Linked DNA regions of Homo sapiens: regions 1 and 3 are each linked to region 2. A link is an interaction called in ENCODE POLR2A ChIA-PET data of the cell type or tissue named here. Cell type or tissue: OCI-LY7. All regions are shown on one strand. Links, peaks and the distances in the headings refer to the core of each region. The heading gives the core; the rest is flanking DNA. Region 1 has its middle 7.2 kb from the start of SPARC. Region 2 overlaps CCDC69 (coiled-coil domain containing 69). Region 3 overlaps TNIP1 (TNFAIP3 interacting protein 1).

Region 1 (10,046 bases), core at 2,994-7,993, 500 kb after region 2:
ACAGTTCATCGCCTTACACTGTTTTATTTCCTCCCCATCACCTGTCATTCTCAGAAACCATTTGTTTCCCCAACTAGACAGAAGCTTGGTGAGAGCAGGGACTTCACATGTCTGTTTACTGCTTTGTTCCCAGCATGTTGACCAGTGCCCCACACAAAGCTGGCTTGCAATATTTTATTCAATAAATATATGAACTTCCGACTTGCCCATCTGAAAAAAGAGAGGGTTGTCTTTTACTAGGGTTCCAGCCTGGAACACTGCCCCACACCCAAGAGACCCTCAAACCACTAAAGTGGAATATAAAAGTTAGGGTGTTTGGTCCTTTTGAGAACCTAAAGGAAGCAATGAACTTTCTCTGCAGAAAAATCCACAAACACCCAAGAAGGAGTCTTCTCCAAATGACCCCCAAGGGCCGGGTGCAGTAGTATGTTCCTGGAGTCCCAGCTACTCTGAGGCTGAAGCAGGAGGATTGCTTAAGGCCAGAAGCCTGAGACTAGCCTCGGTGACAGAGCAAGATGCTGTCTGTAATAATAATAAAATAATAATAATAATAATAAGGCCAGGCATGGTGGCTCACTCCTGTAATTCCAGCCCTTTGGGAGGCTGAGGCAGGTAGATCACCTGCGGTCAGGAGTTCGACACCAGGCTGGCCAACATGGCAAAACCCTGTCTCTACTAGAAATACAAAAGAAATTAGTTGGGCATCATGGCACGTGCCTGTAATCCCAGCTACATGGGAGGCTGAGGCAGGAGAATCGCTTGAACCCAAGAGGCGGAGGTTGCAGTGAGCCGAGATGGCACCATTGCACTCTAGCCTTGGAGACAGAGCAAGACTCCGTCTCTAAATAAATAAATAAAGACCCCCCAAGGCCTCTCACCCTGGTTCAAAAGCCAAGTGCTTTTGGCTGCTGAATACAGGGTGCTGGTGGACTCTCCACATATCTGTTTTGCCATCCGGACAGATGTATATTTTTATAGGATTGGTTGCTATAGCTCCCAGGCATTATGGGACTAAAATTAGCAGAAGCTTTGTATTTTTATTCATAAACTAAAATGATGATTCTGATGAGGATGAACCAGTGGAACTCTTCCCAGTTTTTGGCTGGTGTTCCCATGTGGCTTTCAGTTCAGGAAGTGGAAGTCTGGTTGGGGCTGGGCTGAAGCTCTGGAAGAGAGATCCCTCCTGAGGGCCACTTCCAGGTCTCTGTGGGGACACCCTGAGCCAGAATCACTCCCAGAAAGAAAACTTGGTAGGTTTTATATCTAAGGATAAGAGCACATGGCTGGGTGCAGTGGCTCACACCTGTAATCCCAACACTTTGGGAGGCAGAGGTGGGTGGATCACCTGAGGTCAGGAGTTCGGTGACCAGGCTGACCAACATAGTGAAACCCCGTCTCTACTAAAAATACAAAATTAGCCAGGCTTGGTGGCTCACGCCTGTAATCCCAGCTACTTGGGAAGCTGAGGCAGAACTGCTTGAACTCAGGAGGCGGAGGTTGCAGTGAGCTGAGATAGCACCATTGCACTCCAGCCTGGGCAACAAGAGTGAAACTCCACCTCAAAAGGCAAAAAAAAAAAAAAAAAAAAAAAAAAGCATCCTGGGGCAACAGGAGCCTCTGAAGCAAGGATGACTCTGACCTAGAAAGGAAGACCACTAGGACTAAGGCTGGTCTTCCTGCCACCTGCCAAGGGCTTTATAGGAAGGGAGAGAAGCACAACGCAGCCAGGTGTGATAGACCTGGGTGTGAGTCCCACTCTGCTATTGAGTCACTGAGTGACTTTGGGCCCATCCCTGCCCCTCTGAACTACACCTTTTCTTTCTTTCTTTTTAATTGTGTTAATAGAGGCAAGGTCTTGCTAGGTTGCCCAGGCTGGTCTTGAACTCCTGGCCTCAAGCAATCCTCCTGCCTTGGCCTCCCAATGTGCTAGTATTACAAGCATGAGCCATTGTACCTGACCCTACACCTTTTCATTTATAAAATAGGTTGGACAGCAGAATAGTAGTAATAAGAGCCAGCATTTATTAAACACCTACTATGTGCCAAGCACCTGCTAAGCTCTTTGCATATATTGTCTGACTTAACTCTTATAAATCTGGAACTGTTATTATTCCCATTTTATAAATGTGGAAAATGAAGTTCATATCAATAATTTGCTCAAGCTTATGCACCAAGTATATGGTAAATCAGAGATTCAAATCCAGGTTTAAGGGACACCAGAGCCCAAGTGCTTGACTACTGCACGCTACTTCCCCCTCAACTCCTCTCCAGCTCTGACATACGTGGACTTCAGACCATACACCCCTCTCCCGAGTCAAGAATGTTGCTGATCCAACATTAGGCTGAATCAGCTTTTCATCTTGTAAAGCAATCCATCAGTATATTGGGGTCCCTGCTGCCTGCCCACTGCCCTCTCCAACCACTCTCCAGCTATGCTCTTCTAGGCACTTCTCACTTTACCCTGATCCTGCCCTCCTGACCTAGCACCCCAGCCACAGCCTTAGAACTCAAGGGACTGCCTGGGAAATGTCCACATGTGCCTGCCATCCAGGCTCCGTACACCCCCAGTACATCAGCTACCTCGTTCGTTCATTCAGTCTTTATTGTGCTTTGCATCAGGCACTGGGGATATAGCAATAAATAGGACAGACAAGGCTCTGCCCTCTTGCACTTTACATTCCAATAGGTGAAGGCAGGCCGTGAGCTCATTTCAGGTTGTGATCAGTTCTATGGAAGAAACAAGGAAGATGAAATGAAAAAGCAATGGAGGATGACTTCAGATAGGGTCATTAGCATAGGCATCTTGGAGGAGGCAAGATGAGGAAGATGTTGAAGCATGAGTCAATGAGAAGGGCTGAGAGAAGAGTACTCAAGGAGAGGGGAGAACAAGCACCAAAACCCTGATGTGAGGAGAGCTTGGCTTTTTCAAGTAACTGAAAGTGTGGCTAGAATTACCTACTGGGGGAGATTTCCCATCTCCTCCCGTTCTTCCTCGTCCTTTTCTCCTCCATTTTCCTGTTGTTCATTCCTACCCTTTTTACACCCTTTTAGCCACTTCAACATACTTTCTTGTCCACTATCTCAGTGAATGCCACAGCAGTCCTGTGAAAGAGTTAGGGTAGGGATTAGAACCTATAGTGTAGATATGGAGAAACTGAGGCCTCTATCACTCAGGGAAGCTGGGGCTCAAAACCAGGTCTCCTGACTCCTGGCTAAAAACCAGATTCTTAACCACACCAAGAACCTGCTTGTCTTTCTGCTCACTGACTCCAGAGACTCTGTCACTAGCTCTGAGACCAGCCTATGGACCACCTGATGAACCATCTCTGGGAGCTGGACTGGGGCCAGGTAAACTATTCCTACACAGGGACAGGAATACTTGCACAGGGAGCAAGAGGTCTGAACTCTGGAAATAGAGCAGGAAGGCTCTGTGGATTTGGCTTCTGGCAAGGAGGAAAGCAACCAAGCATAAAGTTAAACAAATAAAAGCCGGACAAAGAAACATCCCCTAAGGCCATGCATTAAAAACAGCATCGGGATCTCAGCAGTTCAGATCTCCAGGTCATAACTCCTGAGTGAGCCTTTCGGGTTAAAAAAACTCAACAAAACTTACATAGGAGAACTTGAGGGCCCATGAGGGACCAGGTTTCATTGGAGCAATTGTCACTAAACTGAGAAGGCAGACAATCATATTCAATATTACAAAGCAGATGGTGGGCAAAACACTTTATGTCCATTATCTCATTTAACTCAACAACACTTATGCAGAATATTTGTTTTTCTATCATTACTATAGTAAATTACCACAAATTTGGTGACTTAAAAACAACACAAATTTATTATCTTATAGTTTTGGAGGTCAGAAGTCCTAAAATCAAGGTGTCGTTGGGTTCCTTCCGGAGGAAGGATGAATCTGTTGAGGAAAGAATCTGTTTCCTTACCTTTTTGTTGTTGTTGTTTTGTTTTTTGAGACAGAGTTTCACTCTTGATGCCCATGCTAGAGTGCAATGGTGCAATCTTGCCGCACCGCCACCTCCACCTCCCGGGTTCAAGCAATTCTCCTGCCTCAGCCTCGAGAGTAGCTGGGATTACAGGCATGTGCCACCACATCTGGCTAATTTTGTATTTTTAGTAGAGACAGGGTTTCTCCATTTTGGTCAGGCTGGTCTCAAACTCCTGACCTCAGGTGATCTGCCTGCCTGGGCCTCCCAAAGTGCTGGGATTACAGGCATAAGCCACTGTGCCCTGCCTATTTTCTTACCTTTTTCAGTTTCTAGAGGCCACCCTCATTCCTTGGCTTGTGAACCCTCACTCTGTCTTCTAAGCACATCACTCCAACTCTGCTTCTGCCTTGACATCTTTTCCTGACTTTGACCCTCTGGCCTTCAACTTTTAAGAACCCTTGTCATTACATTGGGCCCACCTAAATAACCTAAAATAATCTTCCCACCTTTAAATCCTTAAATTAATCTGCAAAGCCCCCTCTGCCATGTAAGATAGCCTGTTTATAGGTTCTGAGGATTAGGGCACGTCCATCTTTGGAGGGGCCATTACTTTGTCTACCATAGATGGGTACAATTACCATTCTCATTTTAAAGATGAGTAAAGAAAAGTTCTGAGAACTAAATCACTTGGTCAAGGTCCCACAGTGGAGAAGCCAGGAACACACACAGGTAGCTCCACTCCAGAGCCCTCTCTCCATGACTTCCCCAGGTACTCAACTGCCCATTCTGCCCTTCTGGCCATGGCTGCCTCCCTGCCCCCACTGGCCCCAAACCCAAACCCATTCATCCTTCAAGCTCAGATTGGATCGCTTCTATTTTTTCAAAGCTTAGAACTGACAGGGCCCTTTAGCCCTATTCAATCCCAGATTTTCCATGTGTGGCTGGGAAAATTGAGGTTTAAAGAGCCCAAGGTTACAGTGTGGACAGCTAGGCCTGGGGCCTCTCTCTCCCAGGCTGAAGCCAGCTCTGGCCTGTTCCAAATCTCCGGAGGGAGGGACTGGGCAGGCTGACCTCTTTGGGATGGGGATTATGTATCAGAACTCTCAAATATACCCTTTGTGTGGCTGGCTGAATGTCAAGGCTGCCAAGCTAAGAAGGTTCAAGCACATTGGAGGCTGACTCAGCCTGTTGCCTTGTTACTGTATCTTTCCCCAGGCAGCCCTTCCCATTGTCTGAAGGGCACAAAGAACCCATTGTCATCTGGCCCTGGGTCCCCGAAGCAGAGCATCCACCAACCAGGCCAAGGCCAAACAGAGGAAGATGAAATTTAACCTCAGCACCCTCCCCACTTGCAACACACCCACTGAGCAGTTGAAGGTTTCTCCTTTAGCTCTTTGTAGCTCACAAAGGACTTTTTTTTTTTTTTTTTCTGAGACGGAGTCTCGTTCTGTCACCCAGGCTGGAGCATAGTCGCACAATCTTGGCTCACTGCATCCTCCACCTCCTGGGTTCAAGCAATTCTCCTGCCTCAGCCTCCTGAGTAGCTAGGATTACAGGCGTGTGCCACCAGGCCTGGCTAATTTTTTGTATTTTTTAGTAGAGGCAGGGTTTCACCAAGTTGGCCAGGCTAGTCTTGAACTCCTAACCTAGTGATCTGCCCACCTCAGCCTCCCAAAGTACTGGGATTACAGGCGTGAGCTACCGTGTCTGGCCCACAAAGGACTTTTATCACCCTAATCTTATTGAGTGGCACATTTAGTCTACAAAGTAGAAAGGTCAGGATTCACTAAGCCCATTTTGGGCTTGGGCGGGCAGACAGACAGACTTGCCCAAAGTCACACAGTTGGCCCATGGTGGGGCTGAAATGAAAGCTCCCAAACTCTTAACAGTCAAGACTCTTTCCACTGCACCCACTGCCTCCACCCAGGGTCCCAGTAAGAGTTTACCAAGGCACCGCCTTCTCACAGAGGCTCCCTCTCCACTGAGGTGACAAATGTTAATAATGCGTTGGCTGCACCTTTTCATGTTGACATGTTGACACAAACCCACTGGTCTTAGTCTGTTTTTGTGTTGTTATAACAGAATACCTGGAACTGGGTGATTTATAATAAACAGAAATTTAATGGCTCATGATTCTGGAGCTGGGAAGTCCAAGATTGAGGACTAGCATCTGGCAAAGGTCTTCATGCTGTATCATGCCATGGTAGAAGGGCAAAGAGAGGGAGAGAAAGAGAGCAAGAGATAGAACTTGCAACCTCAAACCCTAATTGATGTTAATCAACTCGTAAGGGCAGAGCCCTCATGACCTAAGCATCTCCCGATAGGCCCCACCTCCCAACACTGCTGCATTGAGGATTAAGTTTTCAACACATGCTTTTAGGGGTACATGTTCCAACCATAGCATCACCCGAGGAGAAAGAAGCACTCATTTGAGTTCTGATTTGGGTTCTTCCCTTAGTAGGACCTGTGCCCTGAGGCCCTGCTTATACTCTGACCTTAAGCAGCTCACTTTTCCTTTCCAAACCTGAGTGTTCTTATCTGTAAAATGAGCATGATTAAAATATTTCACTCTCCTGGGTACAAAGTCAGTGTAAGATTCAAGTGAACATAGATTTTAGGGAGTCAGCAAATATAAGAGGATGTTTAGGAGGCCTAGTTTTTGAGTCAGAACTCTGGGCTTGGGTCCTGGGTCAAAGTTATTTAACTCTAGAAGACTTGAGGCATGTTATCAACCTCCAGCCTCAGCTTCCTCAAGTGTAAAGTTCTTGTGAGGTGCTTGTGAGGATTAAATGAGATCATATATGTAACGCATTTGGCCCACTGCTACATGAATGAAGCACTTCATAAATGTCAGCTATCTTATAAGTAGATTATCTAATTCAACATTTTCCAAAGTGTGTTTCACAAAATATTAGTCCTATAACATATTCCAGAAAGATAGGGGGACCCTGGGTTCAAGCACGTTTGTGAAATGCAGCACTCACTACCTTCCTCGTGGATATTCCTGAGGCACCTTGAAACCTTAAAAGCTCTGAAAATGTCTGCTGAAAAGAAACCTGTTGAACTCTGTTAAAGCTATCACAGAGTCCTCTTTTTCATGAATTTTTAATGCATTCCACAGAACTTCGTTTCCTAACAAACTCCTTGGGGGAATGTTTATTTGCTCCAACACCCTCGTTTGAAGAAGAAACTGAGGTTCAGAAAGGTAAAGTGAGCTGGCCTGGGTCTCCCGGCCAATAAATAGCAGAGCTGGGGCTTGACTCAAGCTAACTAACTCTTCGACCTACTGCTCTTTTTATTAAACCACACTGAGAAAACACCTTCGGCTCTTGATGTGGCCAATCACTCTCCAAAGGTTAAAGATTTGTACTATTGGTTTCACAGCCCTTCAGCCTTTTTCCAGGGCTCTGTATCCATAACTTTGACGGTGCAGGGCTCCCTGCTGCTCTGGGGAGGGTCGGAGGAGCTCGGCACCAGATTGGCTCAGTCTGCCCCAACCCCCGGGTCTGTAATATTGCCGCTGCTGGTCCAGGTCCAGGGAACACTCACACGCAGGCATCAATTTTCTTCTGAAACCCCACCCACACGCCTGGAAATCTTCTCTGAAGGAGGGGAAAAGCCCAATAACCCAGACCCGACAACGTGGCAGCTCTTACACATTCCTTGACGTGGCCCACAAACCAAACGTTTCTTCAATTTAGCTGCAGTGAGGCCAGGAATAATGACGGCCCCGCCAGCCCAGAGACGTGGCAGCCTATGCTGCATGACTCAGTCAGCCTGAGAGGTAGCCTGAACGCTCCGTCCTCTGGGGTCTCTGGGCTGGGGCAGATGGCTGACGAGGAAGGGCGATCTGGACTAAGCAGCTCAGCCCCATCCCCTTCCCCCACCCGTCTCTTCTTCTCCACTGCCTGAGACAAGGCAGCCCTCACTGTCATCTGAGGCTGATCCAGCACTGCGGCTTCATGTCATCTCTCCCACTCCTGGCTCCTGTACCTTTCCTCAGACAGGAGCTTCTTGTCATGATTCTTCGAGATTTCCCATGTCAGTTTCCAACTGCATTCTGTGGAGCTCTGGGAGTTTCATGCAGCAGTCTTAAGAGGACAGAAAGAAGGCCAAGGAGGCGGATCTTCAGACCCCTCGTCCGTCCTTGCTTCAACCACGACAGAACTGCCTTTGTCTGTTTGAAATATTGGGCTTTTGTCTAAAATTTCATTTCTTTTTTATTTTTATTTGTACTTTGTTTTTATTTTTTAATTTTTAATAAAATTTTAATTTACGTTTCAGAGAAACTTCTCTAGTAACGAACTATACAAATAATCCCTGAAAGTATAGTCTTGTAAGATTTCATTTCCAAAGGCGGTTTCGTTAATTAAAAAAAAAAAGTTTGGAATGCACTCATTTATTTTCAGCCCACTGGCTCTCCAGGTGAAGAAAAATGAACCCTGGAGAGAGGGGGTGATCTATCCAAAGACCCAGAGCATCGCAAGCTCTCCAGGGCTCTGTGGGAAGGGGGAGAGTTCCAAGATCCAAGCAGAAGCCACGGAAGACTCGAGCCTGCTTGCTGGAAGCTTTCAGTTTGGTCACTCTGGGCAGGCAGGCAGCTGGCAGTCCCTATGTCCACCCCGAAGCTGGAGGAAGAGACTCCATCTATTAGCCCAGCATCTCCCCGAAAGGAAAAACCAGAGGCCAGGTGCTGTGGCTCACGCCTGTAATCCGAGCACTTTGCGAGGCCAAGGCAGGCAGATCACTTGAGCCCAGGAGTTCAAGACCAGCCTGGGCAACACAGGGAGGCCTGGCTCTACAAAAAATACAAAAATTAGCCTGGTGTGGCATGGGCCTGAGATCCCAGCTAGTCAGGAGGGTGAGGTGGCAGGATCACTTGAGCCCAAGGAGGTCAAGGCTGCAGTGAGGTGTGATCCTGCCACTGCACTCTAGCCTGGGCAACAAAGTGAAACCCTATTTGAAAGAAAAAAAAAACTGCCAGGTGCGGTGGCTCATGCCTGTAATCCCAGTACTTTGGGAGGCCAAGGCAGAGGGATCACCTAAGGTCAGGAGTTCAAGACCAGCCTGGCCAACATGGTGAAACCCCTTCTCTACTAAAAATATAAAATTAGCCAGATGTGGTGGTGCATGCCTCTAATCCCAGCTACTCAAGAGGCTGAGGCATGAGAATCACTTGAATCCAGGAGGTGGAGGTTGCAGTGAGCTGAGATCATGCCACTGTACTGCAGCCTGGGCAACAGAGCGAGACCCTGTCTCAAAAATAAATAGATAGATAGATAGATAGATAGATAGATAGATAAACAAAATGAGCACCGGACAAGGATTCGAGAGACCTGGGCTCCTCACCCAATCATTAAATGATATGGGCAAATCCTTTTCTCGTTCTGGGCCTTACTTTGCTCATTTTTTTTTTTTTTTTTTTTTTTTGAGATGGAGTCTCACTTGGTTGCCCAGGCTGGAGTGCAATGGTGTGATCTCGGCTCACTGCAACCTCTGCCTCCTGGATTCAAGCAATTCTCCTGTCTCAGCTTCCCGGGTAGCTGGGATTAAAGGCACCCGCCACCACGCCCAGTTAATTTTTGTATTTTTAGTAGAGACAGGGTTTCACCATGTTGGCCAGACTGGTCTCGAACTCCTGACTTCAAGTGATCCACCTGCCCCAGCCTCCCAAAGTGCTGGGATTACAGACGTGAGCCACTGTGCCCAGCCATTTTGCTCATTTGTAAAATGAGGCTATTGGGTTAAGTTATAGTTTCCAGGCAGTGGGTGATGAGAACCAAGATGATGGGGTTCAGATCCTCCTGAGAACCCCTTAGAGGCAGCTGTTGTTTTGCTATGTTAATTGTAAACGAGGATTCTGCAGCTAATAAAATGCTTGAAACTCACGAGGCCATGTAACTTAAAGGCCTTTTGACCATTAAATTCAGTGTTTTCCTCCTCTTTCTGTCTCCTGCTTCTCTCCCTCCCCTGAATTCCTTACTCAAATCCCTGAGTTTGCTGGCAGAGACTTCATGATTCTTCAGGGTTGCAGCCCTAAGTCTATCTTGCTATCTCTCTAGAGGCTGGACTCTGCCCTTTCACTTGCAGCATGGGAGAAGA
Region 2 (10,046 bases), core at 2,946-7,945:
GTGGCTAGGAAATCCACCTGGTCCTGGCTCTGCCTTTCCGAAACTGAGAGACCTTGAGAAGATCATATCAGACATCTAAAAGTCCAGTTACCTCAACTGTGAAATGGGATCAATAAACTGGATCTGATTGTCTCAAAGGGGTCATTTGAGGATCACATGAGAAGGACGTGCAAGGGCTTCACAGACAGGGCGGTGCTGTACACAGCTGAAATTATCGTCATTCCCCAAATCAATACAGTTGTATGTATCATCCCATCTCCTTCATAAAGTTCCTTTTGGAAAATTCCAACCTTGTCTCAGCTGAAAAAAGACAATGGGCAACTGACAATCAACGGGCAGAATGGGAAATAGAACAGAGGAGACAGGAAAGTATAATACAGCCAAAGAGCCAGGTATCTGGCAGTGATGAAAAAAATAATGTTCAAGGCCGGGCACGGTGGCTCATGCCTATTATCCCAGCACTTTGGGAGGCTGAGGTGGAAGGATCACTTGAGGCCAGGAGTTTGAGACCAGCCTGGCCGACATGGCAAAACTCTGTCTCTACTAAAAATACAAAAATTAGCTTGGCATGGTGGTGCAAGCCTGTAGTCCCAGCTACTCAGGATGCTGAGGCAGGAGAATGGCTTCAACCCGGGAGGCAGAAGTTGCAGTGAGCTGAGATCACGCCACTGCACTCCAGCCTGGGCAACAGAGACTCTGTCTCCAAAAAAAAAAGAAGAAAAAAATAATGTTCAGTAATATAACTGTGGTAGAGTAGTAAAAAATTTATAAGAATTTATCAATATATAATATTTATAAATATATAATATCAATTTATCATATAAAAATTACAGCCTTAACTTTTTAAAATTATTGGCCTAATTTGTTAATTTGCCTATCAAGACAGGTTCTGGTTTCAGGTAAGATGAAGGAAGCACACTCCATCCAGTTTTTCCTACTGAATGTAGCTATAAAACCTGGACAGAATGAATTCTGCAGTTATTTGCAGACTGAAAAGTAAATGGTAGCAGCAGACTGAGCAAGAAGACCAGAATTTGAAGTACCACTGACCCAACAGATTTAGACAAACCCAGAATCTCACGTATTTAGATATTTTAAATGTCCAGGATACAACCCCAAATTTCTCAGCATACAATACAAAATCACTCAGCCTAAAAAGAAGCAGAAGAAAAACTCCCTTGAGGAAAGATATTCAACAGATGCCTAAACTGAGATCCTATAGATGTAGGAATTATTAACAGAGTTTTTATGGTAATCAATGTAAAAAGACTCCAAGAAGTATGGGTGTTCTGTCACTGACGGCAAGAAGGAAAAAGAGAAAAGGAAAGTAAGAGTGAATATACTTTTAGGAATAATAGAAAAATAGAAAGTCTTAGCAAATAAATAGAGTTATTAAGAAGAACCAAAAGGAAATTTTAGAACTAAAAAGTATAATAAGTGAAATAAAAACTCACTAGGTGAAATCAATAGCAGAATGGAGATGAGATGATAAGAAAGAGCCAGTGAACTTCAAGATAGATCAATAGAAATTATCTGATCTGGACAATAGAGGAGAAAAAAAGATTAGAAAAAAAAATGAACGGAGCTTCAGAGACCTGTAAGATAATGCCCAAATAGCTAACATTACTATCATCACAGTCAAAGAATTAGAGGAAAAAGGGTGCAGTGCAAAAAAAAAAAATTGAAGAAAGAATGATTGAATATTCCACAAACTTGCCAAAACATAAACCTACAGATTAAAGAAGATCACTGAACTCCAAAGTAAGCCCAAAGAAATCCACACCCAGACAACATCATTTCCAAAAGCTAATGACACAGAAAAGGTGTAGAATGGAACCAGATAAAAATGGTACACTACATATAGGGAACAACAGCTTGAATAACTGTGTGTTTCTCATTAGAAACCTTAGAGACCAGAAGAAAAAAATTTAAAAACTGCTGGAAAATGTTGATGTTCATAATGTTGGGTTGAGGTCTACCATTTTAGGATGTGTTTTCTGTTTGTTCTCGCTGATCTTTATCCTCTGTTTTCTCTTTCCTGCTTTCTTTTGGAGTACAAAACCATAACAAAAAGCCCAGAATCCCATATGCAGTGAAAATATCCTTCAGGAAAGAAGATTAAATCGAGACATTCTCAGATGAAGGACACTTAGAATTCATCACCAGCAAACCTGCTCTAAAAGAATTGCTAAAGGAAATTCTTCAAATGAAACCAGAGGGAAACTTGAAACTTGAAACTTCAAGAATGTAGGAAGAGTAACAGAACTGGTAAAGACCTAAGTAAATACAATAGACTGTTCTTCCCTTGAGCTCTTTAAAATATGATTGATGATTAAATGCAAAAATTATAACCTTGTCTGATGGGGCATTAGATGTATGTAGATGTAATACATGAGATAAATGTAACAAAAATGGGAGAGAACAGAGGAACCTACATGACGGTAAGCTTTTTACATTCCATTAGATGTGGTAAAATAGCAATTTCAGGCCGGGCGTGGTGGCTCACACTTGTAATCCCTGCATTTTGGGAGGCCAAGGTGGGTGGATCATCTGAGGTCAGGAGTTCCAGACCAGACTGGCCAACATGGTGAAACCCGGTCTCTACCCAAAATACAAAAATTGGCTGGGCCTGGTGGTGGGTGCCTGTAATTTCAGCTACTTGGGAGGCTGAGGTAGGAGAATCGCTTGAACCCAGGAGGCAGAGTTTGCAATGAGCCCAGCTCATGCCATTGCACTCCAGCCTGGGTGACAGAGCAAGACTCTGTCTCAAAAAAAAAAAAAAAAAAAAGGAACTCTAAGTAGATTGTTAAGTATATTGTAATTCTTAGAGTAACCATTAAAAAAAATACAGAGATACAGTAAGAAAGACAATAAATAAGTTAAAATGGAACACTAAAAAATGTTCAAATACTCAAAAAAAAAGCAGGAAAGGGAAAACAGAGGATAAAGATCAGCGAGAACAAACAGAAAACACATCCTAAAATGGTAGACTTCAACCCAACATTATGAACATCAACATTATCAATAACAACAGTAAATTAAATGGCTTAAACATACCAAATAAAACACAGAGTATGTCAGAATGGGTTTTTAAAAACCCACCTGATGGGATCATTCATACCCCAAACCTCAGCATCATGTACTATACCCGTGTAACAAACCTGCATGTGTGTCCTGAATCTAAAATTAAAGTTGAAATTAAAAAAAAAAACCACCCACCAACTAACTACGTGCTATTTACAAGAAACCCACTGTAAATAGATGTTATAGGTAGGTAATAAGTAAAAGGGTGGAAAAAGAAACACTAATCAAAAGAAAGTCATAGTAGCTATATGATTTGCAGATAAAGAACTGAAAGGAGACATAGACAAATATGCATTATAATTGGAGACTTCAACACTCCTCAGCATTCCACATAAAACAGCCTGAAAATCAGCAAGAATATAGAACTGAATACTAACATTAACCAAACTTTATCTAATTGATTTATATCTAAAATACTCAACCCAACAATAGCAGAATACACATTCCTTTCAAGTATACATGAAACAAGATCGACCATACCCTGAGTCATGAAACAAACCTTAACAAACTATAAAAGCAGCAAAATACAAACTATGTTCTCTGACTGTAATGCAATCAAACTGGAAATCAAATAACAGAAAGAGAACCAGAAAATCTCCCAACACTTGGAAATGCACTTCCACATATTCAATGCCAGAGAGGAAGTCTCAAGGAAAATAAGACTGAAAATATTTTGAACTCAACAAAATGAAAATAAAACCATCAATATGTAGGATGCAGGTAAAGCAGAGTTTAGGAGAAAATTTATAGCTTAAATGTTTATATTAGAAAAGGAGAAAGGTCTCAAATCAATATTCTAAGCTGAAGAAATCAGGAAAAGGTATCAGGCCCAGTGACTCACACCTGTAATCCCAGCACTTTGAGAGGCGGAGTCAGGAGGACTGCTGAGACCAGGAATTTGAGACCAGCCTGGGTAACATAGAGAGACCTGCCTCTGTTAAAAATTTAAAAATTAGCTGGCTAGGTGTGGTGGGGTACCTATAGTCTCAACTACTCAGGAGGCTGAGGTGGGAAGATTGCTTGATTCCAGGAGTTTGAGGCTGCCCTGAGCTATGATCATGACACTGTACTCCAGCCTGGGAGACAGAGCAAAACCCTGTCTCAGGAAAAAAAAAAAAAAAAAAAGAATGAAAAGAAATAAAAAAAAAAAAAAGCTAACCAAATATAAAGCAAGCACACAGAAGGAAGGAAATGAAAATAACAGAAACCAGTGAGATGGAAAATGGTAAAATAAGGGGGGTGGGTGGGGAAATCAATGAAACCAAAAGCTGGTTCTTTGAAATAATTAATAAAATTGATAACCTCAAGCAAGACTGACAAAGAAAAGAGAGAACATACACATGACCAATATCAGGAATGAAATATCACTACAGACACAGCAGATATATGAAATGATATTAAGGAAATATGCTGAACAATCCTATGCACCTAGATTCAACAACTTAGATGAATGTAACAATTCTTCAAAAAAAAAAAATGACCAAAACTCACCCAAGGTGAAGTATATAACCTGAAATTCCTTTAAATATTAAAAAGAAATTGAATTTGTTGTTAAACACTTTGAAAGACATGCCCAAGCACAGATTATTTCATTGAAAAATTCGATTAAACATTTAAAAACGATATAACACCAATTCTATATAATCTCTCCCAGAAAGAGAAGATGAGGGGACATTACTACATGGGGCAAGCTTTATCCTGATACTAAAACCAGATAGTGTAAGAAAACTACAGGCCAATATTCCTCATGAACATAGACACAAACATTCTCAGTAAAACATTAGAGGATCAAATTCAGCAATACATAAAAAGAGTAATATAACACAACCAAGTGGAGCTTATGCCAGGAATGCAAGGCTAGTTCAATGCAGTCAGCCTTCTGTATTTGCAGGTTTCCCATCCTCAGATTCAACCAAGTGTGGATAAAAAAAATTTGAAAAAATAAAAATAAAAAATACCAAACAACAATAAAAGATAATACAAATAAAAATACAGTCTAACAACTATTCACCTTACTTTTACATTGTATTAGGTATTATAAGGAATCTAGAGATGATTTAAAATGTATGGAAGGATGTACATAGGTTATATGCAAATAATACGCCATTTTATATAAGTGACTGGAGCATTTGCAGATTTTGGTATCCAAAGTGGGTCCGAGAATCAATTCCCCATGGATACCTAGGGATAACTATATTTGAAAACTCAAACAAATGTAATCCACTATATTAACCATCTAAAGAAAAACCAGGCCAGATGCGGTGGCTCACACCTGCAATCCCAGCACTTTGGGAGGGAAAGGCCAGTGGTTCATTTGAGTTTGAGACCAGGCTGGGCAACATGGCAAAAACTCATTTCTACAAAAAAAAAAAAAAAAAAAAAAAAATTAGCTAGGCATGGTGATGTGCACTATAGTCCCAACTACTTGGGAGGCTGTAGTGGGAGGATCACCTGAGCCCCAGAGGTGGAGGCTGCAGTGAACCAAGATAGCACCACTGCACTCCAGCCTGGGCATCAGAGTGACATCCTGTTGGAAAGAAAAGAAAAGAAAAAAGAAGACAGGAGAGGAGAGGAGAGGGAAAAAAGAGGAAGAAAGAAGAAAGAGAGAGAGAAAGAAAGACCACATGATTATATGGATCTTAGATCTAAATATAAAACCATAAGGCTTTGGAAGAAAACATTGAAGAAAATCTTTGTTACCTGGGGTTTAGCAAAGAGTTCACAGACATGACATAAGAAGTATAATCAAAGAAAAAAATAAATTGGACTTTATCAAAATTAAAAGCTTGGCTTTGTGAAAGACATTATTAACAGAATGAAAAAAATCACCCCACTGGCTAGGAGAAAATATGTGCAAATACAAAGAACTCTTGTCCAAAATATATAAAGATATCTCAAAACTCCACAGTAAGGACAAGCAAGTTAATTTAAATGGGAAAAAGACCTGAACACACATTTGACCAAAGAGGATATGTAGACAGCAAATAAGCACATGAGTTGTTATTGAAATGTAAATTAAACCTATGGTGAAGATTACTGCACACCTATTAGAACAGCTAAAATAAAAAACCAGTGACAGCAAGTATTGGCATGAAGTAGCAACGGTATAACTCATACATCACAGATGGTGATATAAAATAGTGGTCACTCTGGAAGACAGTTTAGCTGTTTCTCATAAAGCTAAACATACATTTATCATATGACCTATCCCACTCCTGTGTATTCACCCAAGATAAATGAAAACCTATGTCCACACAAAGCCTGCACATGAATGTTAGAACAGCTCTATTCATAATTGCCTCAAATGTCCTGCAACAGTGAATGAGTAAACAATGGAATATAACTCCACAATGAAAATGTATGAATTATTGAGATATGCAACAATTGGAATGAATGTCAAAGGCATCGTGATGCATGAAGGAAGCCAATATAAAAAATCATATTGTATTATTTCATTTATGTAATAGCCTAGAAAAGACAAAGCTACAGAGATGGAGAACAGATCAGTAATTGCCAGGGGTTAGGGTGGGAGAAGGATGTGAATACAAGGGTATTTTGAGACGGCTTTTTGGGAGTGATAAAACTGTTGTGTATCCTGATTGTGGCGATGGTTACAAGAATCTATACATGCGGCAGGGCGCGGTGGCTTACACCTGTAATCCCAGTACTTTGGGAGGCCAAGGCGGGTGGATCACGAGGTCAGGAGTTGAAGACCAGCCTGACCAAGATGGTGAAACACTGTCTCTACTAAAAATACAAAAATTAGCTGGGCATAGTGGCACGTGCCTGTAATCCCAGTTACTCGGGAGGCTCAGGCAAAGAATTGCTTGAACCCGGGAGGCGGAGGTTGCAGTGAGCCGAGATCACGCCACTGCACTCCAGCCTGGGTGACAGGGCGAGCCTCCATCTCAAAAAAAAAAAAAAAAAAAAGAATCTATACATGCATTAGAATTTATGAAAATGCACATCCCCTCAAAAAGAGTCAATTTTACTATATGATAATTTAAAAAATAAAAAAAAGACAGCAAAGGGTCATCGAATGTGGAAAATCACCACTAGTCTCTCCTGGTTATCTGTGTACCTCTCCCCATACATATAAAATGTCATATATTTCCACCATCCTGTGCTTTCATTCATTCATTATAGACTTATGTAGCACTTAGTATGTGCCAAACAATTTAAAAATAACTATAGAAGAATTCTGACTAATGGGAAAAACTCAAGACAGGCAATCTCTTCTCCCCTGGGTGTTACAGTAGGAAATTCTTCTTATTAATATATTTGTAACGCTAAAAATAATATCAAAGCAATGCTTGGAGAATAAAGTTGTTTTCCCATAAAGTCTTGTGAGGTACAGAAGGTAGATTTTAGAGATAGAGAAACTGAACCAAGATTCAAGGAGGTTGAGTGATAGCCCCAGTTCAACAGGGTATGGTATTATTAAAACACAATTCTTCGGCTGGGCGAGGTGGCTCACGCCTGTAATCTCAGCACTTTAGGAGGCCGAGGCAGGCGGATTATGAGGTCAGGAATTCGGGACCAGCCTGGCCAACATGGTGAAACCCTGTCTCTACTAAAAATACAAAAATTAGCCAGGCGTGGTTGCAGGTGCCTGTAATCCCAGCTACTCGGGAGGCTGAGGCAGAAGAATCACTTGAACCCGGGAGGCGGAGGTTACAGTGAACCGAGATCATGCCACTGCACTCCAGCCTGGGGGACAGAGTGAGACTCCATCTCAAAAAAAAAAAAAAAAAAAAACACGCACACTCACACCCACACACACACCCACACACACCCACACCCACAAAACCACAATTCTTCAATTTCCAGGCAAGGACTTTAATTCCATTTCACAATGTTTGCAATAATGTGTGCTAATGTTGCAATATGTTTCAAGATTCTTAAAATCATTCAGACCTCTGTTCTAGTTATTCCATCTGGGTAAATCTAAGGACATAATGTGAAATACCGGCAACATTATGCAAAAGCTGTTTTGAGATCTAGAGGTCTAGACTCACAAGAAATAAGGAAAGCCATGTACTTTACGGTCTTGCCTTTATAAACATTTTAGTAGCAGCATAATTACTTGGAAACATATTTGATACAATGTTAAATGAAAAGAACAGGATATACACTTTTACGTACAAAATAATCACAACCATGTGTTTTGTTGTTTTGTTTTGTTTTTTAGATGGAGTCTTGCTCTGTCACCCAGGCTGGAGTACAGTGGTGAGATCTTGGCTCACTGCAACCTCTGCCTCCCGGGTTCAAGCAATTCTCCTGCCTCAGCCTCCTCAGTATCCTGAGTAGCTGGGATTATAGGTGCACACCACCACACCAGACTAATTTTATTTTTTAGTAGAGACGGGGTTTCATCATGTTGGCCAGGCTGGTCTCGAACTCCTGACCTTGTGATACACCCGCCTCGGCCTCCCAAAGTGCTGGTATTACAGGTGTGAGCCACTGCACCCAGCCACAGCCATGTTTTAAGAAGATAAATAATTCTGGGGAAAGGCCATGCGAATACTCATGATGAAAGGAAAAATCAGTAAAGCATTTTCAAGGTCAATTTCAGTAACATCAGTAATATACATAACCTTCTCCAGAGAAGATACACAAGTCACCAAGAAGCACATGAAAAGATGCTCAACAGAATTAGGCATTAGGGAAATGCAAATCACAACCACAATGCGAAACCACTTTATGTGCACTAGGATAGCAACAGGTGTTGCAGAAAATAACAAGTGTTGAAAAGGATGTGCCACCATTGGAACTCTTGTGGGTTGCTGATGGGAACATAAAGTGGTACAGCCCCTGTGGAAAACAGTTTGGCAGTTGTTCAAAAAGTTAAGCACAGAATGATCGTATGACCCAGCAATTCTCCTGGGTGTACACCCAGGGGGAACTGAAAACAGCTGTTCAAGTAGGTGCCTGTACTAGTGGCACTATTTACAGTGGCTAAATGGTGGAGGCAGCCTAGGTGTCCATCAACTGATGATGAATGGGTAGAGTGTGGTGTGTCTGTGCAATGGCAAATTACCCAGCCGTAAAAAGAAACAAAGTGTAGATGCATGCTGCAACACAGATGAGCCCTGGAAACATTTCAAGGTGAAAACATTCCAAGGTGAAAGAAGTCAGATGTGGGTGATCATGTGGGTTATACAATCCCGTTTATATGCGTGTCCAGAATGGACAAGGCCATAGAGACAGACAGTGGATTGGTGGTTGCCAGGGGCTAGTGGTAAGATAAGAAGTGACTGCTTAGGCTGGGCACAATGGCTCATGCCTGTAATCCCAGCACTTTGGGAGGCCGAGGTGGGCGGATCACTTGAGCCCAGGAGTTTGAGATCTGCCTGGGAAACATGGCAAAACCCCATCTCTACAAAAAAATATAAAAATTAGCTGGGCATGGTGGCACGCGCCTGTAGCTACTCAGAAGGCTGAGGGGCAAGGACTGCTTGAGCCCAAGAGGCGGAGGTTGAAGTGAGCCGAGATCGTGCCACTGTACTCCAGCCTGGGCAACAGAGCGAGACCCTGTCTCAAACAAACAAACAAACAAAACAAAAAAAACAAAAACAAAACAAACAAAAAAAGTGCCTGCTCGGTGGGTGGGAGTTTCCTTTTGGGGTGATGGCACTGTGAATGTATTAAATGTCACTAATGGTAAATCTTATGTCTATTTTACCAAAATAAAAAATAGATATACATAAACTTTACCACACCAATTCTATTAGGATGTTATTCTAATGCTGAAATCATGAATGTGACAAAGATGTTATAAAACCGGGGTTGATTATGTAAGTATCATTGCTGTTATAGACAATGAGAAAAATCTTGAAATTACCTAAATGCCTAACAAAGGGACTCAGTTAAATGAACAAGGGTGCATATTGGAATGCTATGTAGTTACTAAAACTCTTGGTATAGAAGAGTTTAATGACAGGATGCTAATGCAACACAAA
Region 3 (9,200 bases), core at 1-5,000, 130 kb before region 2:
ATTTGCATATGTGAGCGAGAAGCACCCTTTGCTCCTGCCCCTCGTGTATCCCCAAGTGACTCCAGGGTACCTAAGGGATCTGAACAGGTTCTGTGCCTCTCACATGGTAGCAAGTGACAGGACACAAAGAGGGCAGCAGGTCAAGCCCGGGGTCCTGCCCGTCCACTCACCATCGCATTGGCATGGCTGCTGCTCTCTGGTGAATTCTGCTCCTCAGGAGTGACCACTTCAAATTCAGAGGAGGTGCCCTGTGCAGAAAGGAAGTTAGGTGCTGCCCGAGAGAAAAACAGCTCACCCCTCCTCTGCGGCCCTGTGGCTGAGAGCAGCAAGGGGGACAAAATCTCTTCCCATTTTGAGTACACAGGGACCGTTACATATCATCTCACATGAGATCACAAAGCAGGATTCTCGACAAGCCTGTCATAGCCCTCTGCATAATGTGAGGTCATATCCCCTCGATGGCCAATCCTCTTTTGTAGAAGGGAGATGTGGGACTAGCTGACCTTGAACCAGCAGCACTGTAGGATTGCATTTTTTAAGGCCGTGTACTTTTTAAATGCTTTCATGAGCTCCATTATTTCTCAGGGTGACCCATGGAGTGGGTCAGAAGGTTATATCCTCTTTGGAAAGATGAGGAAACTACAGTATACAGTTGGTTAATGCAAAAGCAGGGATTGAACCCAAGACTGCAGATCCAGCATTCCTGCCACGGCCCCAGAGCTGTCTCTTAGGCCCAGACGTCTCTGATCGGTTTCCCAGAACACAGATGGCAGCTGTTACGGCCACCACCAAGCATGTCCTGTGCTGGCCTTCCCAAGCCAGTCCTGGAGATCCCAGAGGAGTGAACTGATCTGAGAAAAGTCCCAGAGATGATTCACCAAATTTGGAGACTATTTCAGGATTCAACCAAATCCACGGTGGCCAAGAAATCCCAGATTTTTTCACATCTTTCCGTCATTCCTAGTAGAATTACTGGTCATTCAACCAACCAAGAAGCCAATGGCCCACCTGAACCAGCCATTAGCTCTGGGATCTGGGATTTCCATGTCCCGTTAAACCTGGTCTGCAGCCTCCCTTCATCCCAGAAAGGGGCAGGATAGATGAGAGGAGTCAGTGCTCAGCTTCCAGCTGACCCTCATGGCCACCAAGAACTCACCTCTGGCTCTTGGCCCTGCCCTAGAAAGTCTCCCTCCTCCATCTACATTTTCCCCATTACCCGTGTAACCTCAGAACAGGTCCTTCTTTCCCTGCACCTGATCTGTAGGATAAGGATGCTGAACTATGCAATCCCTTGTAGGATACCAAGCAAAACTTCTCCAGCCAAATCTGTAGATTTTTTTTTTTTTTTATGAGAGGGTCTGACTCTGTCACCCAGGCTGGAGTGTGGTGGCATCAACATGGCTCACTGCAGCCTTGACCTCCTGGGCTCAAGCGACCCTTCTGCCTCAGCCAGCCTCCCAAGTAGCTGGAACCACAGACATACACCATCACACCTGACTACTTTTTTTCTTAGAGAGATGGAGTCTCACTATCCTGCCCAGGCTGGTCTCAAACTCCTGGGTTCAAGCAATCCTCCTGCCTCAGCCTCCCCAAGTGCTGGGATTATAGGCATGAGCCACTGCGCCCAGCCTGTAGAAGATAGTTTCTGAGCCCTCTTTGAGAATGTGAGCTCCATGTCACATCTGTCTGTTTTCCTAGCACTGTGCACACTCAGTGATACTTAACAGTATACAACTTAGTAAGTGAGAAGAATTCCTTGTACATACCAGGGTCTTCCTGGTAAGTTTTAACTATGACCTTCATTTCAAAATGGGGAGGCTGAGGCCCCAGAGAGTTTGCGATGGACTTGCCCAATATCACCCAGCGAGACGGAACACAGTTTCTTGACCTCAACCCTCTTTCTTCATGTTCTTGTATCTGTCAGTAGGACTTGAGGTCCATCCAGGCAACCTCCACCCATGACTCCAAATAAAACTTACACTGGATGGAGGCTTCTGGACTGGTGCTGGCTTGTCACTGGGGCATGCAGGGGCTGTGGGAGATGCTGTGACATTTGAGTCCTTTCCTGGAGAATCAAGAAAGCACAGATGAACTGACTGGGAAGGGGAGAAGCCCAGGTACCACCCTCTCAAGGACAGCCCTTGACAAAAGGGTTCTCAGACAGGATTCCCCACTCGAGTGTGGGAGAATGGGAGGTGGTCTCATCAGGGCCAGGTAGTCTGAGAAAATGGCCTGCCCTGGAGTGACGGGGCAGAGCCTGAGCAGAGAGACCATGCTCCCTGGGCTTACTGGGAAAATCCCAAGTTGGCTGCTGCTCCTTGCTGCCCTGAACAGGCCTCAATGATAAAGACAATGATTTACAATTTGAAAAGTCTTTATGTATCTATTATCCCAGCCATTCTCATAAAAGCCCCATATCCCCATTTTAAAGGTCAGGACACTGAGGCTTGGGAAGGTCATCAACTTGCCCACAGCCACATAGCCAGCAACTGCAAACTCAGGACTGAGACTTGGCCCTCCCTCCCTGACTTCCTGCAGTCCTTGCTGCAGGGAGCTCCTTGAAGGTAGCTTCATTTCTCACTCTGAGAGTGGACCTGGCACCAATCAGGAACTCAGGAACATTGCTGAATAGACAAGCAGAGGCTGGAAATGCCCACTGACTGCAGCACAGTGGACTCTGAGACCATCACTTTCCTCCATTTGTCCATTCAGCAAATGCAACCACCAGCCAATAGAAGGCTGTCACATTGGCCTGGGCCAGATACCATACAGTAGAGCTGCAGCAGGAGGCATCTGAGTCCAGCTGAGGTGCGGATCATTTCCATCCTGGTCCCAGACCTTACCCTGGACTTGGAGACATGCCAGAGTAATGCACACTCTGTACGCATGGTGATGCCTCTACCATACATGGGACTTCAACCCCGAGCCACAGTCACCCTGTCCTTTAATGGGCAGCACACGTAACCTTACATCTGAAATACGCTGCAGCAGGCTAACAGGCAAGCCCAGCTTCTTCCCTGGGCCTCAGCTTCCCTAATTGTAAAATGGACGCGCAGGGCACGACCAGGGAGCTTCCAACTCATATGCCAGCTCCAAGTGACAGGGAGTAGCTGCTTGGAGTGCGATGCCTGGCACACAGTAGCTGCTCATTAAATATTAAATATGCTGATAAAGACCCCAAGGCCACAGGACTGCAATGTAGTCAACTGTTGTATCTATTACTCATGTCTGCTGGGGCCTCAGGAGTGCTGAGTCACTGGCTATTTTTAACAAGATTGTTTTGAAGTCCCTTCCAAATCTGACCTTCTGGGGGATGTGGCAGCCAAAACATGAATGGAAGGGTAGCCTGTGACCTAAGGATAAACGAGAGAATGTGGGTTTTGGCATAAGAAGGGAGTTCACTGTGAAGGATTTGGGCAGTTTGGGGTACAGGGAGAGTCAGAGGTACCCAGACTCCTCTTATACCTGTGAGCTCAGCCAGGGGGTCGAAGGAGCCCAAGGAGGGAGAAGGTGGTGGGAGCAGCTCGTTGTCCTTCACTAGCTCCTCTGCCTTCTGCCGGAGCCTGGTCGCTTCCATCTGGGACTCTTCCAAAAGCTCCCCTAGAGTTATTGGGGAAGAGGAAGCAAAAGCATTTACTCGGCTCAGTGTGCTGCTTCTCCCCGTCCCAGGCCCCTAACCGTGCTGCCGCCTGGCTTCTGAGGCTCCAGGCCCTGGACTTCACTCCCACCGTTGCTCTGTGGGCCAAGTGGGACAAACTCCATGCTGGTCCACCATAAGAAACAGGCTAGAGCAAGGACGAGGGCCCAGCAATCGGGGGACACAGGAGCGGAAGGAATCTATGAGAAACTCCTCGGCTCCCCCAACCCCCAGCATTCTCTTTCTGCCCCACTCCCTTCACACCCAGCCAGGGCACTCCACAGAAAGCCAGGGGCTCCCCCACCCTACGGGCTACCCACAGCCTGAGCCACCAGGGCAAAGGGCTGCCTGCAGGGCGGAGACCTTGGATAATTCCAACCAGCCCTCTAGGCCTCCATTTTCCTTCTCCTACAAGTGGAGATGGGGAAACCACTCCTCCCTCCCCAGTCGGCCATCCCAAGCAAGGATCTGCCAAGCAAGGAGAAAGCATTTTAAAAATCAGGGGGCTATGCTCCCCTCTAAAACATGAGACTAGAGAAGGGCACGGCAAGGCAAAGGAAGAGTTTCAGGAGTGTGGAAGAAAGAGAGCCCCCTCTGGATGGGGAAATCAATGAAAGCCTTGTCTGGAGGAGAAGGGGGCACAGCAACTGGGTGCTGATGCACAGGGCCCGTCGGTCGTGTGGAGGGAGGTGGGGTTGTTCTAAAGTGGGGATGGCTTGAGCAAGAGCCAGGAGAAGAGAACTGAGGGACCTACCACCTCCTTGCTTCAAGCCAAGCTCTGCTCCCTGCTCCAACACCTAGGAACGCGTGCCCCAGTTGCCTGGTCATGCTGGCTCTCCCCATCTCTCGTGCCCCAGAAAGAGGAGACCACTCTAGTTCCATGGCCATTAACTGGGCCTTCCAGCCCCCTTTCCCTTAGCCCACGCCTCCCTCTTGGACCTGAGTCCTGTCATCCTGGTTTCCGGGTGCTGAGGAATCAGGGTTGGGAATACTGTCACCATGCTACATGGTGCATAGAGACAGCTGTGAGGCAGGAGCCAGCGCTGGGCCAGGAGGGACAGGGGATGACTTGGGCAGAGGCATATGCCAGCTTCATTCTCCACTGCTAGTAGAGGGACTGGCATCACAGTCTGCAGGGAGGGGCGCTCGCAGGGAGGGGACAGGGTCTGCTTTACCTAACATCTTTATCCCTTGCATTTTTTCCTTCAGCCGGGAATTCTCCTTCACTAGGCGCTCAAAAGCTGCGGATGCCTCTCCTGAGGGCACGCTGCCCCCAGGGTCGTAGATCCGGTACGGTCCTCTCCCTTCCATGAGGGTAGCTCAGCCCCTGCCGTGGTGCCCGCCTGGCTGTAAGGACAACAGCAGCATATCAGCAGGCTGGCCAGGCCATGGGGGCATCCTTTGCAGAGAAGCTCTAGTCTGTCAATGCCCCAGAAGGCAGTCCCCCACTTTAAGCTGGTCTGACCATATTATAGTAAAGCAGGACAGTCACCTCCTTTTATCTGGACGCTCTGCCTCTATTAATACAACCTTAGAATGGCATTAGTTTCTCTTAGCAGCCTCAATGCACTGTTGGCTTGTTTGGAACAGGAGTCCAAATAAACAGTAGGGTGCAATGTGGGATACAAGAAAGAACCTGGACTTGGAAAAAAAAAAATCTGAGTTCATGTCCTGTCTGTGAGGTCCAGAAGAACAGGAATCCCATATGTTTTACCCATCATTGCATCCTCAGAGCCTACCACAGTATTAGCTATGAATTTTGCCCAATAAACACTTACTCAATTAATGGTCTAGGCATTAATTTACTATGGGATTATGGGCAGTCCCTTCCCCTCTCTGAGGGAGGGAAATGAAAGTCTTAAGTTAATTTAGTAATCTTTAAAGTGAAATGCTTGTACCCTAAGGGATAAGCAAGTCAACCCAGTCCAAAGTTCCATTTATATGTGTATCATCTTCTTTAAAAAAAGAAAAGAAAAAAACACCCTGACTAATATTTAATACACTGTCACCCTCCTCCGTGAGTCTCATATCATATATGGTCTGTCCCTTGCAGTTCTAAGGAACAGAAGAATTTTTCATCAAACCACTGTCTATTTGAGCACCAAGGTTTTTTTTTAGTAATCTGTTCAGTTTCATCTGCTTTATGTCACTGAAACCAGTTGGAAAGGTGATTTTAGAATCCTAACTCTGTGGCTTAGTAGAGAAGCTCTCTGTCCATTCACTCATCCATTCAACAATTACTTATTGAGCATCGACTCCGTGCTAGGCACCAGTCTGGGTGCTGAGGAATTATCAGCAAATAAAACAGACAAAAATCCTTCATGGAGCTTATAGTCTAGGGGTGAAAGCAGAGGAGGATGGTGGGGAACACAATATTTCAGGTAATCAAAAAGTCTATGCACAAAAGGCCCCAAGCATAAGGAGCTATTTTAGCCAAGACCTGAAAGAGGTGAGGGAACTAGCCATGAAGACATCTGAAGGAAGAACATTCTTTGCAGAGAGAACAGTAAGGGCAGAGGCCCTAAGGCTGAAACACCGAGCCAGCCTCCAGCCCTCCAAATAGCTCTCCAGCATGAAAGGGCCAAGGCCTTCACTGGGGACCTCAGAAGGGTTTGGGGGCTCGGCACCTTCCTCCCAAGGTCACCACCCCCAAGACAAAAACTGTTTCATCAGGAATCCTCAAAGACCCTCCCAAGTCCACACACCATGCTCCGTGGGTCCTTGGCGCTGCCAGGTGACTACGACCATACCACCCTGCTCCCAGAATGTAAATGAAAGATCAGAGTGAGAAAGGATTAACAGCAACACCACCATGCTTGAATCGCCTCCTTGTCAGGCACTGCATTAAATGTTTCAGATATACAATCTTGGAGGAGCTGCACAGTAACTCTAACATGCATACTAATCTCATCTGCATTTTACAAGGGAGAAACTGAGGCTCAGGGCGGTTAAGTAACTCAGCCACGATGACCCGGCCGCAATAAGAGCCAAGATGCAAAGTCAGCCCTGCCTGCTGTGACTCTGACCCCCACCATACTCACACAGCCAGGACACAGAGCCAGAGGGGCAGACAGGGAGTTCAAATCTCTTTGTAGGGCAGCACCATGCTATCAGGTCACCTCTGGGCAGTTTCCCTTGCCCTGCAGCATAAGAACCAATAAGGACTTGTCCAAGAGCGTCCATAGGATGGAATGGGCCAGAAAGAAAAACAAAGTTCTGATGAGAAGGACCCCTTCTCCCAAAGACTGACAGATACAAGATGAATACACCGTGTGGGAGGCACCCACGCCCTGCTGAGCCTGCGAGGCAAAGGACAGCTACCCACACTCCCATCACAAGTCATCACCCGGCTTAGGGGTGACTTGTTTTTAACCTGAAAGGTCAGTGTTCTACAGCATAGCACAAAGTGCAGATGTTTCCACCGAACTAAGAAACAGTGTGGGGGCTGCACTTAGCACTGGAACTGGCACATAGTAAAGTACTCAAAAATGTTGGCAGACATTGGGGGTCCTTCCCCTCTGCTTGCCTCTGTCCTCACGAGGCTTGCCACCTGGTACAGCATGTGTCTGACTGGTGCGGGCATTGCCCATCTGGCTGGGAACTTCCTGAGGCAGGAGCGTACTTTGCACATCTTTGTATTCCTGTCGGGAGCACAGGAGGGTGGGCCTTCCTTGAGAGCTGCTTGGAGTTCAAGAACAGTGAAACAGAGGGCTACAAGGGGCCTGGAGCCACCTTGCATGACAAAGGCAGCAGTGTCCTGGTTCTTGTCCACCATTATGCATTCACCCTAAATGGAACTCACAGTCAACACCACATGAAGGCATGGGGAATTTCTTACTCAATGTCTGCCTTGTCCTGTAGATTAGAGGCTGCATGAGGACAGGGAGCAAGTCCATCCTGTGTGCCAGGGTATCTTCAGAGTGGCCCAGAGTAGGGCCTCGGTAAACCTTGAATTCAGAGAAGTCAGACTGAAGGGAACAAGCCCTTGACCCCGACCCCGCCTCCTGCAAGGCCATGTCCAACATCCCAGAGAAAGCCTAACCCTGACCCACTGACCAGACGCACTTGGACGCCCAGACACTTCTAGAATCCAGGCTGGGCCAGCCATGCTCCCTCAGAGAGGCCCAGATGTAAGGCGAAGGGACAAAGCAGGATGCAGGATGTGGGAACTGAAACCCACCCCACGTCCTCCAAAACACGCAACACTCAGTTTCTCTTGGCGCTGGGGAGTCAACGGGAAAGGGGTTCATGGGAAACAAAAAGTGGGCAGACAGAGCTATGCTCCCCTACTTTAGCCTCAGGGGGCAGAGCTTGGGGAGAAAGAAAGGCAGTGGGCAGAGGAGACGCAGGAGAAATATCCTATTGTGGGAAAACCCTCTCTGGAGATCAGAGGAGCCACCCCTGGAGGGCCTGGACTTCTGGAGGAAAGAAAGACAAAGAGGGAAACAGGGAATTTCCAAGTTCTGCTGACCTCATGCCCAGATGGTCAGCGGCAGTCCCTGGATGACCACTGGGCAGACGGGAACTCTCCCTCTGATCAATGAGGTTTTTATAACTTCTCCCAGAGAGAGGACTCATTCTCAGGATGACAGAGCTGGAGGGGACTCTCCAAGGGCAATGAGGCGAATCCTGCATTATCAGGTGGGAGAGAGATGCACCCAGAAACACTCAATGGATGAGGGGCTGCATTCGAACATGACGATGGCATGCACTCCCCTCTGCTGTCCACAAACCACGAGGATGTTTTCAAAGGGGAAAAGGAAGCACTGACCACTCCCCTCCATGTGGCAGTATCTGGAGTTCAGAGCCCAGGAGTCCTCGGGCATGAGCTCATCTGATTCTCACTCACGGCACAGGCAGTGCAGCAAGGCAAGGCCCTGAGCAGGGAAGGCCAAGGTCACAAAGGAGTCAGGATGGAGCTGGGACCAGAAGATCCCTGCTCTCCCTCCAGGCTGCCCACAGCCCATCCTCCATTTCCCTTCCTGCCCAGCAATCCCATGGCACACCACAGGCCCCCACCACATCTTCTCAGAGTCTCTTTCCACCTGGCCTGGTTCCACAAACTACAAATCAGCAGGTGCTCCACCAGCAGTGGGACTCCAGCCCCGCTTGCCCAAACCAGAAACAGCTGGTGGTATAGAAGCAGCCAGCGCAGACTTTCTTCCAAAACAAGACCTCAGCCAGCGGGGCCTCCACAGCCTGCCCCAGAGGGGCCCTGGGGCTGCCCGCTGGAACCAGAAAGGCCCAGTTTGGGGGCAGAAAGGGGCCCAGACAGACGGCAGGTCAGGCAACAACCACAGACCGTGAAGATGGAAGTGATGCTGCTGAAACCGAAGGAGCCACCCACTAGCAGGCAAGCACTTGTGGGTGGCAGGGAGGCAGTAGTCCCCAGGGCTCAACTCTCAGCCTTACCCCAGAAAGAGAGGGGTATGATAAAGACTACATTCAGAATTAAATTTACATTCTAGCTTTTGCTCTGAAATGCTTTGGTCTGTCAGATTATCTTCCCATTAGCAGTGTTCTGGTGGCTGGGTAGGGGGGTGGTCCCAGACCCCCCAAATGA

Evidence for each region. ChIA-PET counts read pairs that join two places held together with the same protein. Peaks named below come from ENCODE experiments on the same cell type or tissue, not always from the same donor. Only the 100,000 strongest peaks of a DNase experiment are listed, where the experiment ranks them.
Region 1: POLR2A ChIA-PET joins it to region 2 with 5 read pairs; 2 of 35 experiments call an interaction of 5 or more read pairs at or near these places.
Region 3: POLR2A ChIA-PET joins it to region 2 with 5 read pairs; 2 of 35 experiments call an interaction of 5 or more read pairs at or near these places.

The regions. Positions count from the first base shown.
Region 1 is chr5:151,689,104-151,699,149 of GRCh38, forward strand. No RefSeq gene overlaps it. Among named protein-coding and RNA genes, the nearest start is that of SPARC, 7.2 kb to the left of the region's middle. In OCI-LY7, for the core only: no CTCF peak of the experiment used is centred there; no DNase peak of the experiment used is centred there.
Region 2 is chr5:151,187,898-151,197,943 of GRCh38, forward strand. All of the region lies in intron 4 of CCDC69 (coiled-coil domain containing 69), which reads right to left. Among named protein-coding and RNA genes, the nearest start is that of CCDC69, 31 kb to the right of the region's middle. In OCI-LY7, for the core only: no CTCF peak of the experiment used is centred there; a DNase peak (open chromatin) is centred at 4,954; H3K27ac peaks cover 898 bases.
Region 3 is chr5:151,060,148-151,069,347 of GRCh38, forward strand. TNIP1 (TNFAIP3 interacting protein 1) reads right to left here. Exons shown (of 18, transcript NM_006058.5): 2 at 4,813-4,984; 3 at 3,466-3,600; 4 at 1,980-2,065; 5 at 171-248. The coding sequence starts at 4,948. Among named protein-coding and RNA genes, the nearest start is that of TNIP1, 16 kb to the right of the region's middle. RefSeq lists enhancers at 92-161, 6,246-6,988, 6,989-7,731. In OCI-LY7, for the core only: no CTCF peak of the experiment used is centred there; no DNase peak of the experiment used is centred there.